Regions from separate parts of the Mus musculus genome. Here all the other regions are linked to region 2. A link is a loop called in an ENCODE intact Hi-C map of the cell type or tissue named here. Cell type or tissue: left cerebral cortex. All regions are shown on one strand. Each heading gives the region's core, and the rest is flanking DNA. Links, peaks and the distances in the headings are about the cores only.

Evidence for each region. Hi-C counts contacts between places; a loop is a spot of excess contacts. Peaks named below come from ENCODE experiments on the same cell type or tissue, not always from the same donor. Only the 100,000 strongest peaks of a DNase experiment are listed, where the experiment ranks them.
Region 1: a loop joins it to region 2, with 2.4 times the contacts of the local background. A loop is called at or near these places in 4 of 42 quality-filtered maps.
Region 3: a loop joins it to region 2, with 5 times the contacts of the local background. A loop is called at or near these places in 41 of 42 quality-filtered maps.

The regions. Positions count from the first base shown.
Region 1 is chr7:129,973,642-129,978,641 of GRCm38, reverse strand. It overlaps Gm4265 (predicted gene 4265), which reads right to left. Exons shown (of 4, transcript NR_046077.1): 4 at 1-90. Among named protein-coding and RNA genes, the nearest start is that of Gm4265, 14 kb to the right of the region's middle. In left cerebral cortex, for the core only: no CTCF peak of the experiment used is centred there; DNase peaks (open chromatin) are centred at 2,344, 2,599 and 2,912; H3K27ac peaks cover 206 bases.
Region 2 is chr7:130,256,766-130,263,149 of GRCm38, reverse strand. Fgfr2 (fibroblast growth factor receptor 2) reads left to right here. Exons shown (of 18, transcript NM_010207.2): 2 at 1,084-1,401. The coding sequence starts at 1,236. Among named protein-coding and RNA genes, the nearest start is that of Fgfr2, 6.8 kb to the left of the region's middle. In left cerebral cortex, for the core only: a CTCF peak has its summit at 2,923; DNase peaks (open chromatin) are centred at 1,121, 2,067, 2,696 and 2,889; H3K4me3 peaks cover 2,319 bases; H3K27ac peaks cover 2,747 bases.
Region 3 is chr7:129,651,889-129,656,888 of GRCm38, reverse strand. It overlaps Gm33122 (a long non-coding RNA gene), which reads left to right. Exons shown (of 5, transcript XR_869975.1): 2 at 2,727-3,040; 3 at 3,601-3,822. It overlaps Gm51499 (a long non-coding RNA gene), which reads right to left. Exons shown (of 3, transcript XR_003946877.1): 2 at 4,728-4,877; 3 at 3,781-4,266. Among named protein-coding and RNA genes, the nearest start is that of Gm51499, 3.1 kb to the right of the region's middle. In left cerebral cortex, for the core only: a CTCF peak has its summit at 2,999 (motif pointing left); DNase peaks (open chromatin) are centred at 618, 1,849, 2,991, 3,628 and 2 more places.

The sequences.
Region 1 (5,000 bases), core at 1-5,000, 280 kb after region 2:
TTGGTTCTTTGATAATGTTGAGAGCCTTTAGAAGGCTCCACACCGTTGCTTTGCATGGAGGAAGAGTCCCAAGGTGAGAGTGGACAGAATCTGGAACAAACATTTCAGAAAGTGTTTAAGCATCTTCTTTTGTATTTTTTGTTGCAATATTTGGAGTTGCAATATTTGGGGTATTAATGGGACACAGTTCTATGTTGCTGAGTAGATTCTGGTAAGCATACTGTGGTTCTCCTTGGAGCACAAGGAAGAAATGTGTGTTAAGAAGTAAGTTTAAAACTCCATGTTTGGCCTGGTACTGAGATCAAATAGGAAGAAGTATGGGAATAAGTCTATTTTAGAAACATTGTTATCTTTTTGACTGTGGGTTTTCAGTTGATAAGAGTTAACTCATATTAACTGTAAAACCAGTGGGCCATACTGTCATACCCCCACATGTGCATAGAACACACACAACTACCCTGTCTTGCCTACCTACCTCTCTCCTTACCCCTTCTCTGACTTTGTCTCTTCTTCCTGTAATACTCTCTCTTGGAAAAATTACTAATACTTTTTTTTCTCAGACATCTGTGCAGTAGATGGCACCTTTATATCTGGATTTTTCTTGTGTTTAGCTCTCTAATGAAAGAACTTTGCATGCCTCCCTTCAGTTCAACAGCCTAATGTTGATTTTTTTGAGTTACCCTGCGGAGAACCAATTGTTCACTAAGTGCTTGAGTTCTCCTTGAATCTGCTATGCATATGATGGTTCCAATAAAAAGGTGTGGGCTAGCCGGGTGGTGGTGGCACACGCCTTTAAGCCCAACACTTGGGAGGCAGAGGCAGGTGGATTTCTGAGTTCAAGGCCAGCCTGGTCTACAGAGTGAGTTCCAGGACAGCCAGGGCTACATAGAGAAACCCTGTCTCCAAAAAAAAAAAAAAAGGTGTGGGTTAAGCAAAAGTTATTTTCATTGTGGGACAGATCTCTGTTCCTGTTTATAGCTTAATAATATTCCATTGTGTACATATGGCCCATTTTATTTTTACATTAATTAGTTGATGGACATTTGGCTTGCATGAAATTTCTAGGCTCCTTTTGAAGAACGCAGCTATGAATATTTATGTATGAATAGTGTGCTGGCTAGTTTTATGTCAACTTGACACAAGCTAGAGCCACCTGAAAAGAGAGAACCTTGGTTGAGAAAATACCTCCATGAAATCCAGCTGTAGAGCATTTTCTTAATCAGTGATTGATGAGGGAGGGCTGAGGGGCTGGGGAGGACCCACCCCATTGTGGATGGTACCATCTCTGAGCTGGTGGTCCTGGGTTCTATAAGAAAGCAGTCTGGGCAAGCCACAAATAAGTCAGTAAGCTTCGTTTCCCCATGCCCTCTGCATCAGCTCCTGCCTTCAGGTTCTGCCCTGTTTGAATTCCTTCCTTGACTTCCTTCAGTGATGGGCTGTCACCTATAAGTGTAAGCTGGAAGAGATAGTGTGGCAGCCAGAGGATAACGAGCAGAGTCAGTTCTTCTCAACAATATAGTTCACCAGGTACCAGATTCATGTCCCCGGCTTGGTGGCAAGTGCCTTTACCCACAAAGCCACCTTACTGGTCCCCTCTTCTGGCTTTAACCATCTCTATTTTGACACTATTCATGCACAGATCTCCTTCTAAATGCCCAATTTACTTTTGGGGATTAGTTTTGAATTGAAAAGCAATTATCCCATTCATAAAGCTTTCTCAATAAATACCCCATTCAATCTTTTAAGCAGAAAATGACTTCTGTGCCTGCCTAGTTGAGTAGACAAGGTTAATTCCTTGAGTCTTCATGAGGAGAACCAAAAATTCACCAAATATTTGATTACTCCCTGAACCTGCTGTATATGTGATGGTAATAATTTTAAAAAGGTTTATTTTGAGCAAAAAGTCTTTTAATAACTTGAATACAGTGTTTAAAGAACATTTCTGAAGTGAACATCAGCTAAGTGAGAGAATATGTCCTACACACACCCTAAGGCTCAAGTTTTTCCCTTTTAGGCTTCAGAATACAAATGTCTTAGGCATTTGATGCTAACCTAAAATGGTTAAGTTGTATGAATGTTGGCCATGAGGATTCATTTCCTTCCTTTTTAGTAGAAAGATGATATTAGCTGGTGTAATTATATCCCTAGGTGGCATTAGCCACAGAATTGAAGGGTTGGCTTCCTTCTGGCAAGCAAACCTCGAGTTTTGACTTGATGCTTCTACAGCGAGGGTGGATAATCGTGCCGCATGTGAAGGGTGGAAATTAGAGTGTAGGGTTGCTGATCTGTATTCCACGAGCTGAGTATTCCTGTGCCAGCCCAGAAATATCTTAGCAGTGCTGAAGTGTTCAGTTTTTCTGTGGCTTCTCCAGACCCTGTAAGTGATCCTGGAGGCAGATTCTAGTACATTCCATCGCAGGGTCTAATTATGGTTGCAATGGTCATGGAACATTTCAAGCAAAACCCCACATACCCCACCTATACCTTCTTGTTTTTCCTGAAAAGGTCAGCAGTCAGAGACAGCTTGGGCGAAGTCTCTAAGAAATAAAGTCAGCAAGAAAAGAATAAACCCAGAGCACTGCGTCGCTCTGAGCACTGCGTCGCTCTGAGCACTGCGTCGCTCTGAGCACTGCGACGCTTTGAGCACTGCGATGCTCTGAGCACTGCGTCGCTTCTGAGCGAAGAGCTCCAGTTGTCTTGTGCACTCTGACTGACGTGATTTGGCATGCTCATTTTTTTTTTTTTTTTTTTTGGTCTTCGGGTTTTGAATAATTGCTTCTTGCAGAAAGCCTGTATTTTTCTGTACTCTGTGGTTACCAAGCTGTACTTGACTTTAAAAAGAATTAAAAAAAAATGTATCCTTGTGAGAAATTGCTGCTTTGTGGAGTACAAATGAGAGGTTTCATGATCTTTGAAGCCAAGAAGGCCAATTCTGGCTCAGAAACCCCACTGCCAGAACATTTCCAGCTCTTCATGGCTTTTTCTGAACTGAACTGTCCTTTAGTTGGCACAGAAAAGGAAAAGCTAAAGGAGACTCAGGCTGTGGATAACAAGTTTTGGGGTTCAGAAGTTCCCCACAACTCTTCACCCCGGAAATAGGAAGAGCCAGTCTGCTGAGGTCTCCCGGGACTAAAGGTTCTCTCAACTAGAGATAGTTCTGTTTCCCAGGGGACACAGCTATGTTTGGAGACAATTTGTCCTATCACAAGCAGAGGCCGTACAGTGAAACTTAGTGGCGGTGGGGGTCAGCGATACTAGAACACATCCACATAGCCCAGGCTAGACCCCACTGCAAAGAACAGTGGGGCGCCATACAGTTTCAGAGACGTTCAGTAGCCTGCAGGCGCCAGGTTCCTCTCTGGAGGCCACAGGGGGCCAGAGAGCTGGGAGGATACCCAGTATCACAGCCAGCAAAATGTTCTCTTGTTTGGCACTGCACTTCTTGGCGCTGCTTTTAGGGTGCAGCGCCATCAGAAACATAAAATGCAAGCTTCTCCCTCATAGGAGAGGCGTGGACCTAACCTGTGGAAACCCCAGACTCCAGAGTCATCGGAGTGCGTGCGGCAGCTGCCGCTTCTTCTTACCCGCCCAGGCAAGATACTGCAGGCCTGGGCTGATTTTCTTCCTGGCTTTGTCAAGCGTTTCATAAAGCTTGCCCCAGGTTAACTTTCTTCTTCGTGGTTAAAAAAGTGTGTTTAGGGTGAGGAATTATCCCTTAAGCTTTTACCTTTCTTGGAAGAGCAAAGACTGTGGCAAACAGATTAGAATGTTGTCCAAAGTCCCTAAAATCTCGACACTGTTTGGAATTGGGCTGACACGTGAATGAGTTTTGACTTTCTTTGTTGTCTGCAAGGGTGTCACTCACAACTGCTCCCTTCCCCTCTCTTCTCTCTCTCTCTGTCTCTCTCTTTCTCTCTGTGAGTGAGGTGTGTGTGTGTGTGTGTGTGTGTGTGTGTGTGTGTGTGTGTGTGTAGGAGAGATGACAGCCTTGGGAGTCATTCCTCAGGGTCCTTTCTACCTCTTTAGTTTTTCATCCTCTCTTTCTGGCTTTGGCTGGGCAGCTCGGCTGGCCACTGATCTGCAGAGATCCACTCGCCTCTGCTTCCTGGGCACCGGGATTATAGGTGTATGAATTGCCATGTCTAGCTTCCTTTTAAACACGTGTTCTGGAGATCAAATTCGGGCTCTCAGGCTTGTAGGGCAAGCAGCTTCCCAACAGAGCCATCTCTGTATTGTCCAGTTCTCTAAGACAATCCCCATATTGTCTACTGCTCGTGTGCAGATATGCAGTCATTCTTCTGTCTGAAGTCCTGCCTGCGCTGACTCCCCACTGATCCCAAGGCTGCTCTAGGCAGGAAAAAGTCACAAGAAATACCTTCACGCCTGCATACTGGTCACTTTAGCTGATGACCCTTCGTGCTTTTGTTTGTTTGTTTGTTTGTTTTTGTTTTGTTTGTTTGTTTTTTGAGACAGGGTTTCTCTGTATAGCCCTGGGTGTCCTGGAACTCACTTTGTAGACCAGGCTGGCCTTGAACTCAGAAATCAGCCTGCCTCTGCCTCCCAAGTGCTGGGATTAAAGGCGTGTGCCACCATCGCCCAGCCTTTGTTTTTTTTAATTAAAAATAATTGTCTTTCATATTTTTGTTTGGTTTGGGAGACTTTTTTTTTTCACACTGTAGCCCATGTTATTCTAGCACTCATAGTATGGCCCAGGCTGGTCTTGAACATTCAGTAACACACCAGTGTTAGCCTCTGATATGTCTGTCATCCTTTACAGACATAAAGCATCAACCAGACCCAACCCTCTTTTCCTTATTTGTGATTAGTTGGCTACTGTGTATATGTACACGATGTGTAGCAGGCATGCGGTCGTGTACACATGGAGATCAGAGGACAACTCTGTGGGGTCAGTCCGCTCCTTCCACATTTACGTGGGTCCCAGGAATCAAACTCAGGATGTCAGGCTTGCTCAGCAAGTGGTTTTACCCACTGAGCCACAT
Region 2 (6,384 bases), core at 760-5,759:
CCCAGCATCCAAAGCCCATGGTTTTGTGCGATCCTTTCCTGCCATTGGTTTCAGCAGATTCTCTAAAGCTCGTGCATTCTGACTCAAAGATTAGTCACTGAAGACACTGAACAAACATAAAGTTATTTGTACTGTGGTAAGCTTTTTTTTTTGGGAAATTCTCTGCTTTGGATCTAGTAAATTGAGTGCCCCCTTGTAACTGATACTTGGGAGGTTTAGCCAATAGGTTAGCGTATTGAAAGTTCCCAGGCCAATCACATACCAGGGCAGCTTGTACGTATCATCACCATTACTAATAAAATCTTGAATTATTCATCAAGGGTTGTATCTTTACCCCTTTGACGTCGGTTGCAGATATTTAGTTAGTATGCCTGTACACTGCCTTGTAGTCAGTGGAAGGGAATTCAGGCTTTGAATCCCCCGGTTGGATTAAACTCACTCTTTGTAAGTGGCTGCTTGGCGGAAGATTGAAATACACGCCTGCATTCGAAAATGAATTCTGACAAGTGTAAACTGGTGGGAATGTTTTTGAAGCCTTCCTGAGATTCTTTGATTCTGTTGGTCTCCTTTCTTTCTGAGAACCGTTCTGAAGCGAGGACGTGCCGCTCAGCTCAGCTGAAATGCGGTTCTCAGAGCAGACCCTTCCTCCAGTCAGCGTCTTAAAGGCCAGCTGGAATAAGAGACGTTAATGAGGCTGGCCATGCCAAGCCCAGCGTTTTAAACTCAGGTTTTTCTGCAGTTGCCCTTGAAAGGAATGAAGGTCAAGTTGCTTCAGCAACCTTGCAGCTTTGATAGTGGACGGAAGGGCACGCTGCAGAGCTGGGTGGCTGGGTCCTACAGTGATGGTTTATCTTGCGTCTCTTAAAAGTAAGCTTAAAAAAAAAAAGATTAGCCTACTGCAGCTTGTGGACTAGCCTGGAAACACCTGGGACGCTGAGGTGAGGATGGAAGGCTTTTCCGATAATGAGAAAGAATGTGTTTGCGAATGTATTGAGAGGCTGAGAAATGGTTTTATCCCATCTGGGTTTAAGCAAGTTGGCACTGGGGGAAAAAACTGAATCTGGCTGAATCTCTCTCTTTCAGTGGCAGCCACAGCAGCAGCAGCAGCAGCAGTGGGAGCAGGAACAGCAGTAACAACAGCAACAGCAGCACAGCCGCCTCAGAGCTTTGGCTCCTGAGCCCCCTGTGGGCTGAAGGCATTGCAGGTAGCCCATGGTCTCAGAAGAAGTGTGCAGATGGGATTACCGTCCACGTGGAGATATGGAAGAGGACCAGGGATTGGCACTGTGACCATGGTCAGCTGGGGGCGCTTCATCTGCCTGGTCTTGGTCACCATGGCAACCTTGTCCCTGGCCCGGCCCTCCTTCAGTTTAGTTGAGGATACCACTTTAGAACCAGAAGGTAAGTTCATGCGTGCCATTTTAAGGGTACCAAGTCGTTTTGGGGATGTGTCTGGGGGAAGTGGTCTTTAAGTGGGAGGCCTGTTTCAGCCGGCTGCCATATGAGTAGTCTCTCTCCGCATCATATCGGAGCTTAGAAGGGAGGGTCTTGTCTCCCAGGCATGAGTGGAGTGGTTTGGTTTGCTCTGTTCTTTGTGCTTGGGTGAGGGAAGCAGTGGCAGTTCTTGTTTAGCCAGTGCCTTACAGCACTCTGGAGGGGACGTACCTTGGCAGGGTGACTGTGGCCTTCTGCAGTTGCTCTCTAGATTGAGGGAAAAGCCTTGAATCACACTATCTTTTGGCTAAAGGAAATAGGCAGCCTCTGAAAGCTGACTTTTTTTTTCTTTTTCCGCATTGTTTAAGAGAAAAGAAGGTTCTGAAGTTGAGCATGGAGAGCCGTGCCATGCTGGATCGGTTTTTAAGCTGGTGTAAGCTCTTTGTGCTTTCACCCGGCATCACAGAGTGGGCAGGTTTCATGTTGGGAAGATTGGAAAGTGAATTTGCCAAGAGTCTTCCCCCATCTGGGGAAAAGCCAGATTTCACTAGTGTGTTTGGCTTTGCACACTTGGTTGCAAATGTGAGAAGCTAGTTGTGAGGAGGACGTGGCTGAAATCCGGAGCTGGGCAAAGCGCTGGTCCTTCTCCCAGGTCCTTCAGAGACGTGGTCTGTGGCCAAGCCTCTCTCCTTGGTGCCGCACGGGAATCTGTCATCAGGAGGGAATATTGGTAGGCGAGTTATTTTTTGAGTGGTAATCCGAGCGTGACACTGCAGATCGCAGCACTCATCGCCACTTAATGAACGTGTTTGCTGAGGGCCCACCTGGTGCCGGCTGGCTTTGGAGTCCGTCACGGTCCTGAGTGCTGGCAGGTCAGCTGAGTTGCTGTGGCTATGCACACTGAATCAGGGTCCTGATTCATCCAGATCATCCAGAGGGGGATTGTAGGAGGGACAGGACCCCTCCCCCAAGGGTGACCTCAAGGAGGGCTATGTACCCATCTGAGAGGAGGGCTTGAGAAATGGGTCCCCAGTAAGATCCACCCAGACAGACACTCTCCCTGGCTTTGTGTGTATGTCGGGCCACACAGATGCCTGGAAATGTTATAAATTACCAGGTATCTTTGGAAAGGAAATGAGGTAGGAGTTTTGTGCATGAGGTGTGTTCAACATACAGCCTCACGTCCTTTTCCGGAACCACCTCTCTGTGACTTATCCTGTGACGTCAGGGAGAGTGTAATCTGCAACAGTGACATGTTTTCAAAGGGCTTAATGTGAGGGGGAAAGGATTGGGTTTCTGAAAGTCTGGTCTGCACTTCTTTAATTTTGTTAATAATTAAAATGGATGTCCCCCTAATTGCCGGTTGTCCCTGGAGTGTGTGGCTCAGCACTAACTAAGGAAGCTGAGCTAGGATTTCCTACAGCGTGGGCTTCAGAAACAGCCCCGGTTAGGAAAGAATTGTCATTTTTCATTTGGACTCTCGGGGCAGTGTTGCTGTGAGTTGATTTCAGTTGCAGAGTATAAAATGGTCCTGGAGGGTTTCCTGGACTGCATCTAATTACCTCAGAAAGGTTACAAGATGTTTGTACTCGCAAGGAGGAGGCAGGTGGGGGAGAGGAAGGACAGTGGGCTGGAGTCCCCCAAATGGCTCTTTGTGTAAGAACCGATATCCAACAATGCTCACATTGTTGAAAGCAGATCCCACCACCTGGGGACCTGTAGGTACATGTAAGGTTAGGGAGGGAGGCTGAGAAGTCTCCGAAGTTGTAGGTCACACTTTGCCAATGCCCCTGGGTACACTTTGCTAGGCTCAGAGTTTGCATGAGGTTCGAATCACATATAGAGTTGGGAGACGCTAAGAAAAAGAAAAGAAAAAGAAAAAAGGAAAAAAGGAAAATGTCTCAAGGTGTGGAGTTTCACCAGAGCAAGCTTGGGAAATGCAGAGAAACCCCAGAGCCTTGATTGGTGGGATCTCTTTATCAATAGTCACTGAACAGTAGTACCATCCCCAGATGCCTTCTGAGGACCAGCTCAAGAGATTTAGTTTTCACCAGTGACCTGGACAGAAAGCAGAAAGCACAGCTCCTGGCATTGATGGTGGCCTTGGCCATCCCCATCCCCAGCAAGCTGGGGACAAGGGGGTGCACAGTTCTCAGTGCAGCAAACACGGTACCCTGAGATGAATGTTGCTTTTGGATGGAGGAGGTGGTGATGCTGGATTTCGGCAGGGTCTGTGCTCACTCTCCTTGTCTGTTAGACCAACATTGCCACTGACATCCAGGCCATCAAGCTAGAGGCTAGGCTCCATGCTAGGCTCTGGTGTCTAATGTGTGCATATGTGCATCTCTCCAGCCGCCATATTTGATGCAGCCAGGACTTCAGCTAACACTGAGTTCAGCTTCTGTCTCCTGAAGCTTTACCATGGAAGGCATCCGTTTGCTAATTTAGAAGCTCAGTTTAGATAATGTCTATTGGGCCGGACAAATATGTAATCAGGAAGTTCCTAGAAAGAGCCTGTGCCTCACTACTAAGGAGCCCTTTTGACCCTCTAGGGAGATGTTATGTTCAGTCATGTAGTTCTGTGCAGTGTATGTAGCCATGCAATGTATGTCCTCACCCCGAATCCTATCCTGTCCGTGTGTCTCTGGACACTTTCTCAAGTGGCAGCAGCAGGATTGGGTCAAGTCAGTTGACCTAAGAAGGCAGTCATCTCTGTAAGATTTTCCTCGGTATTTCAGAATAGAAATGATTGTATCCAGCTGGTCATCCCTGTGACAAAGGACAACAGTATCAACAGTTGGGGACTTCGGAGGGGTGGTCCCGATTCTAAGTACTGTTCTGTTGATTCAAATCCTGAATGTTCCCAGTGTAGTCAAGCTTGATTACTGCCAGTCTCGGCTCTTACTTTCAGATTCCCCCTGACGTTGTCACCTGCTCTGGTTAATTAAGTCATTGTTGACATTAAGGGAATCTGTTTACCCCAGCCCAGTAGGAGCTAAAATAAAAGGGCTTTCCCAAACCCAAACCCTTAATTACTTTCCCACCCTCTGCTAAGTGCAAAGGGACGGCCTGGGGGTGGGGTGGGGGTGGGAGTGAGGGAGTAATTTACATGCCTTAAAAAACACCCACCATTTCTTGGGCAGTCTTCTGGGTTGATGCTGTTCCGGATTGAAGTGAGCCAGCGAAAACCTCGTGAGTGTGAGGTCTACGTGGAGACCTGCTGAAGGGTTCCCCCCCCCTCACCACCACCACCACAGGGTAGTTCAAGTCCTTTGTCAGAGAGTATCCTACATGCTGTGGTCTCAGCCCCCCACATTTAATTGCCAGTTAGAAGAAGAGAAAAGAAATATCTGCGTGGTGCAAGTGGATGATTTAACAGGAGTCTTGTGTTTCCTATTATCTGCATTTTTTGTTCCTCAGTGTGAGTGTGAATATTTAAGAGTTGACTGTAACTTGATAGTTTCGCTGAGGAACAAGGGCTTATTCTTGGTCAATTAAACCAAATGCAGGCGCATGCTGTTAAACACACAATGAAGTACACATTCTTTATTAGAATATAGTGTATTTCACAATTCATGGGCAAGGAACTGTGTTTAATATTACTTCTAGAGCAAAAATCTGGCCAGCCCAGAAAATTGGCATTTATATAACTCTTTCTTGCTGGCTTCCACTGATCTGAATAGAGCAAGTTTGTGTGTGTGTGTGTGTGTGTGTGTGTGTGTGTGTGTGTACCTGTCTGTCTATGTTGCCTGTTTATTTCAATCAGTTAAAAGACTAAATAACTTACTTAAAAAAAAATAGCCACCCCTTCTCAGATAGCCTCTAAAGACTTTATGCTGTTTTTAAGCCTTATTTTTAAATTATTTTAAATTGGGGTCTGTGTAGGCCTGTGCACATGAGTGCAGGTCCCCCTGGAGGCCAGAGGTTTTTGATGCTAGCCCGGGAGTTGGTTCTGGAAGTGAATGTGGATCCTCTGCAAGAACAATATAGACTTACAAAAACTGAGCTATCTCTTCTGCTCCAATACAGTTCAACATTTTTTCTTTTTTCTTTTTCTTTTTTTCTGTTGAGGGTGAGAATTCAAACAACCAAGCATTCCAATATGAGATGTTTCCAATATCTGATTTAATGAATAATCACATGGTTATGAAATAACTGGGGTAGTGTTTAAACAGGAAGGGGATGTTTAATGTTCACATTCTCTGTGGAGTGCGTGCAGTAGCCCCGTGCCTGCAGTAGCCCTGTGCCACACTTATAGACAGTTTGGCTACTTACATAGTTAGGGTGGTCATGAAAAGACAACTAAGTCCCTTTCATCAGGCTCCGTCTTAACTTTTCCATTTCTGATTGAATCCCTGGGATCGATCCAGCAGGGTGTCTTGTCTTGGTCAGCAGCTAGGAGTTATTTTGGGGGAAGGGATGCTGCAGGCTATTTTACAGATAATTATGGGTTTCCTGTGCAGAACTGTCCCTGTAGGGGCTGGAGCAAGTGATGATTCTGTGATTAAGAGCACTTCCTCCTTTTGCAGAGGACCAGTGTTGGGTCCCCAACACCCACAGGGAAGTACTCCTGATTGTCTTTATCTCCAGGTGCTGGGGGCCAGCGCCTCTGACCTACTGTTGCCTGCAGGTGCCCTTCTCATGTGGGCTGCCCTTGCCCTTACTGTCTTTGTGGCTTCGTAGAGAATGATGGGAAAAAATTCCAAGATGGTAGTCCCACTGGTGACTAAAGGTGTTTAGTAGTAGCTTTTTCTTAAAATACAGTTGGTGAGCAAGATAGTGGTGCACACCTTTAATCCCAACACTAGGGAGGCAGAAGCGGGTGGTTCTTTGAGATTGAGGCTAGCCTGGTCTACAGAGTGAGTGCCAGGACTACACACACACACACACGCACACACACACCCCAGAAAGCTTGAAGTTGTAGTTTTACGAAAGTGTATTTAACCGTCA
Region 3 (5,000 bases), core at 1-5,000, 610 kb after region 2:
CTCTGATTTCTCCCACATGGCTGGTTCTCCTATCACTTATTGGCTAATCTCCTTTTCTCCGTGGATCTTTACCACATAGTAACCTCTTATCTCCATCATCTCTGTGCCTGAGACATTCGGGTCTATTGGCCCATCTGTTTGTGGTTTCTTTTGGCATCGACACTTTACGATACACTGCCTCCCACGCCCCCATGATAGAATACTTTAAAAATACTCTCTCAAAAAATATTCTGGGATGGATCAAGCTACCAGACATTTCTTAAAAGAAACATTGCAGGCTACTACAGGCCTGCTCTGTACATAATTCTCATTGACCCGAGGCAGCCAGCCGGCTTGTCTTACCATGATAATGGAGCTACAGAGCACCTCCCAGAAACTCTTGCTTCAATGTCTGCCTCTGCTCGTCCCGGCCTGGTGCTTTGCAGTGGAGGATGCAGTAAGAGCAGAGTGAGGGAAGAGACCCAGCCTTGCAAGACCAGCTTGGCTCAAAAATTAATCTGTGCAGGCACTCTCCTTTTAGAAAGTGGATCCTTGGGTACTAACCTGAAAGGGCCGGTTCTCATCTAATCATCTCCACTGTGCCCAGGCAGGTGAATGTCCCTAAATGAGACTACTAGCTGCTCATTAAGGACCTGTCAGCGTGCTGAGGAATGGGTTCCCCTCACTGCTCTCTCAGGAGCTATCTTGATTGGGCTGCTGGCACACCATCTGCAAAGTGAAGCTTCCATCCTGGGCATCTTTCTAGCTCCAGGTCAGGTTGCAGGCGGCTCCATCCAAATCCCCCAAACCCTCTGCTTCCCCTCCACGTGAGTTTGTCAGAGCTCTTCCATAGCACCGTACCCAGACACCTCCGCGTTTGCCGAGCTTCCTCGCTTTGTGTAACGCTCCTTTCAAGATGGGGATAAAAGGGTCCCCAAAGCATGAAGCAGATTAAAAGCAATGTCTGTACAAGGCAAGAAGAAAGTTGGGGATTTCTTTTCTGCCTTCCTCTCATTAGTTTAACTTCGACTGATTTAAACATTTGCTCCATGTTCCCTGGAAACTGGAAAGTTTGCTTTGGAATGCTGTTGCTGGGGGTAACGCTGCGGAGTGTCTGAGGCAAGAAACATGGCTGCTGAGGTACAGGACTGACGTCACACTGGTGAGAGGACTCACAAACCCTAGGAGAGAGGGAGTAATTCTACATTGTTTCCGGCTCCCCCAAATTCAGCTTGCTTCGACTAGAGGGTGGCTCAGAAAGTTCCCTCCTGGAAGCCCAGGGAATATTCCTCCACAGTCTATTATTTTCTGACCTGGAACGAATGGGCAGCAACAACAAACTTCCTAGGTCAGCCCTGGAAATGTTATGTGGATGGCAACTCGTGGTTCTTTCTTCTAGCACGGAGAAATGAACAAATGAATAAATAAATAAATCTACCAGATTATGCCACAGAGTACAGTGACACCCCCCCCCCCCAATGTCCTCCTCTCTTACTCAAATAGCAACAACCATTTCTGCAGTCTCTGTGGGTGCAGGTGCATTTTGGAATAGCTCAGGTAAGACTACACAGCCTCCTTGGTCCTCATTAGAAATTCGAATTGATAGCATTAATTGGCATTTTTCAAACACTAAGCGCCCAGCTTGAAGTCTACAAATAAAAGCGGGGCCCAGATGCTGGGATTTCATCGCCCTCATTTAACACTTCGTAAGCAGTTCATTAAGCCGATAACACTTTAAACAGTAACACTGGCGCCTTCGGAGTCCCTCAGCCTGCGATTGTCCCCAGACACCCAGGGAATTCTGCCCGGATTGGGAACCGCAAGAATCTACTTTCACTATGAGTCTCTTAATTGTGGGCACCCTGGCCTGCGGCCAGCTTACAGAAGCCTGCCTGAGGCCTTCACATCCCAGTGGCCAGGGGTCCTGGCCCAGGTAAGGCTAGGAACCACATGCACCAGAGACATAACATGGACCAGACTGAGGATGCAGCCTGGAGATGGGCTGGGGAGTGAAGGGGTGGGGCTACCCCTGTGCTCTCAGCAAGCAGGGAGCATGGCCAACTGAGTGACTTCAGCTTGAATCCAGGACTTGCTTTTCCAGGTCATTTTTAAGGGAATTAAGGGTGAATGTTCACCACCCTCTAAGGATGTCTCTCTCTGCTAAGGTTTTACCTAGAACTTGAAGACTCTGGCAGAGCATAGGACCACTGCCATAATCCTCTGAGACCTGGGGCAGAGACACAATTAGAGCAGCAGGAGGTGGTGGCTCGGGTGCTAAACTGCCCACTCCGTCCGTTCCTCTACAGGATAAACAGTACAAGGGTTGACCTTCATTTGGTCTTTTGTGTAGTGCCAGACTGGGCACAGCATTGTAGATGTTCATTCCATAACGATCCTATGAACAAAGGAACGGGGGTGGGTGGGATGAACATTGTCCTTTCTGGGTGACAGACAGTGAGGCTAGCATTGTGGAAATCAATACCACAGACAATGACTGGCCTGGAGCTTTTGGCGAGCACATGCCAGCTAAGGTGTTCTTGGTCCACAGAAGCACTGGCTCCTTCAAACCTGTGGGCTGCACGGGGAGAAAAAAAAATGATGTCAGCAAGACATAGCTGAATTAGAACTTGAATCCATCTGGTGGTCATGACCTGGCTCACGGCCCCTATGCTAAGCCCCAATAAGAGGAAATGAGAGGTGTGTGGATGTCCAGTGCCAAAGTGGGTAATCCTGTGGTTTGTCCCTAGGGCATCAAGAACGCAGTGCTGTCTAACCTGTCTGGAGATGATGAGTAACTGATAGGTAACTGATGGATAACTGACCAGCTACTGATTAACCACAGTGGGGCTGCAGTGAGGTCGGAGACCGTGACCCCTGTGGCCACAGAGATGGAAACTAAACCCCATCCCACGAAAAGCCTGAAGTCTAAAGCCATGTTCCCAGAGATTCAGCTCAGCCAGGCACTAAGAGGATGGTCAGCCTGGTCCACAGCGCCATCTCGTGGCAAGAACGGGCATCGCAGAAGGGCCGCGCCCTCTGATCTTCCCAGAGGACCAACCAGGTGAGCCTGGGATTATGGAGGCATTTTCTTGAGAACATCCCCCATCCCCCAGTGTGATGCTCGGGGAGTTGGAGGCCTGGGTGGCTGTATCAGTTAAGGAAATGGGCCAATTAGATACTGCTTTGATTAGGCCTGGGCTCTGGGGCTGGACGGGGCTTTTCTCCGATGCACCTGAATTGTAAGGGTGTCCAGAATCTGCTGCTTCTTCAAAGACACATGGTTTCCTGACACAGAACAAAGACAGGCTCAGACACTGGCTTCCATTCATTTATTCTGTCAGTAAAATGTGCTGAACACCTACTGTGCATCAATCAGGTCAGGAGGTGTGCATTGAAGCCGGGAAAGAGAACATGAGAGAAGCTTGCAGTTAGATGACGCCCCCTCCCCCTCCCCCTCCCCCTCCCCCTCGGCAATCTGGAGAAGCCCCGAGTTACTCAGAGTGTTTGCAAAAAAAAGCATTTTAAAGACAGGAGGAATGCAAAGCACACCCACACGGCACTCAGCACAGTTTTCAAAATGTTTTAAAATTGTGAGATAATCCTATATATGTTCTTTTTTAGACTGTGAGTTAACGAGATCTGAAGACTGGGCCTGTCAACTACAGTCGTCTCAAAATAGTGATGAGTCCAGATGATATTTTGAGATAAGTGCCTCAATTGTAACATGCCATGAAAGTAGCTGTGATTTCTGTTGGAGGAAAGAAAACATCTCAGGCGATGCTAATACTCCAGGGCACTCTGCCTAGATTTGTAATTGAATCAACTGCTAAACTGCAGCGAGAGGTGAGTAAAAATAATGACGTCATGTTTCTCTGTTCAAGTTCACAGACTCCCCTCCCCTGGTCTTCTGTCTCAGCAGATTTTCTTGGTTAAGAAGCCAGGTGAATGGGCATGGTGGCACAGGCTTGGGATGCCAGTCATGGGGAGGCCGAGGCAGGAGGATTACAGGATTAGACAATCTAGTGACTCTGTCACAAAATTAATGTACAAAGGGGACTCAGGATGTATCTCAGTGATAGACAGCCCTGGAATCAATTCCCAGAACGGCATAGGATGGGTGGGGGGGGGTGGGGGAGGAGAAGGCCTCGGTACCACCTTTACCTGGCAAATGAGTAGACAGGCACGCAAGGTGAGGTGGTGCTGAGTGCTTGAGGGACATCAAATTGCACACTGACAATGACACCAACAGGGAGGGCTTGTATGGCTGAATTTGACTTTAAGAAGTCCCTACAGAGGTGCAACATGGTCACCTAGGGAGCCCCATCCGGCATAAGAGCCCTACATTCTTTCTGTAAGTCTGAGTCCTGAGTTAAGGTCCCCAAACTCACACTGTGACCAGTATCCCCAGCCAGGGAAGCCTGGGTCAGTGTGACATCCCTACTTGGATCTTTAAAGGTGTATGTTGCAGCTTTACCACCCAAATTTTCCAGGGCTATTTTGAGGGCAATTCAGTGAAGTAAGGAGCCATGTTCTTTATATCATTGAATTCTGTGCCCCCTGAAATTTAACCCTGCCTAAAGGCCAGTGCCTAGCTCCATGTGGTGACCAGGCTCCTTCCAGTATGAAACGCCCCTTACCTCCACGCTCCCTGACCAGCTTTCCTATCAGCCATGATCTACAGGGCCCCTCTAAGTCAGAAAGGCTCCTCTCTCTTTCCTCTTGTCTCCTCCCTGGAGATCCAGCCTCACCATGATGCCGCGCAGATATATGCAATACAGCAGTCCATGATGGGCTGGCTGGTGTGAGCAGGGAGCAAGGAGAGGCCTTTGTAGCTGGATAGGAACCGGTGTGACAAGCTTGCAGGATGATGTCAGGGCTGGCACCAGCAGAGAACAACTCTGTTGACAAGAAGATTAATTAGACAAACGCAGTGCCAGTCAGACTCTGCCGCCATCAGAGGTCAGCTCCACTCAGGCCCCTGCTAGAGACTCTTTTTTTTTTTTTCCTCCCCCGTCTTTTTA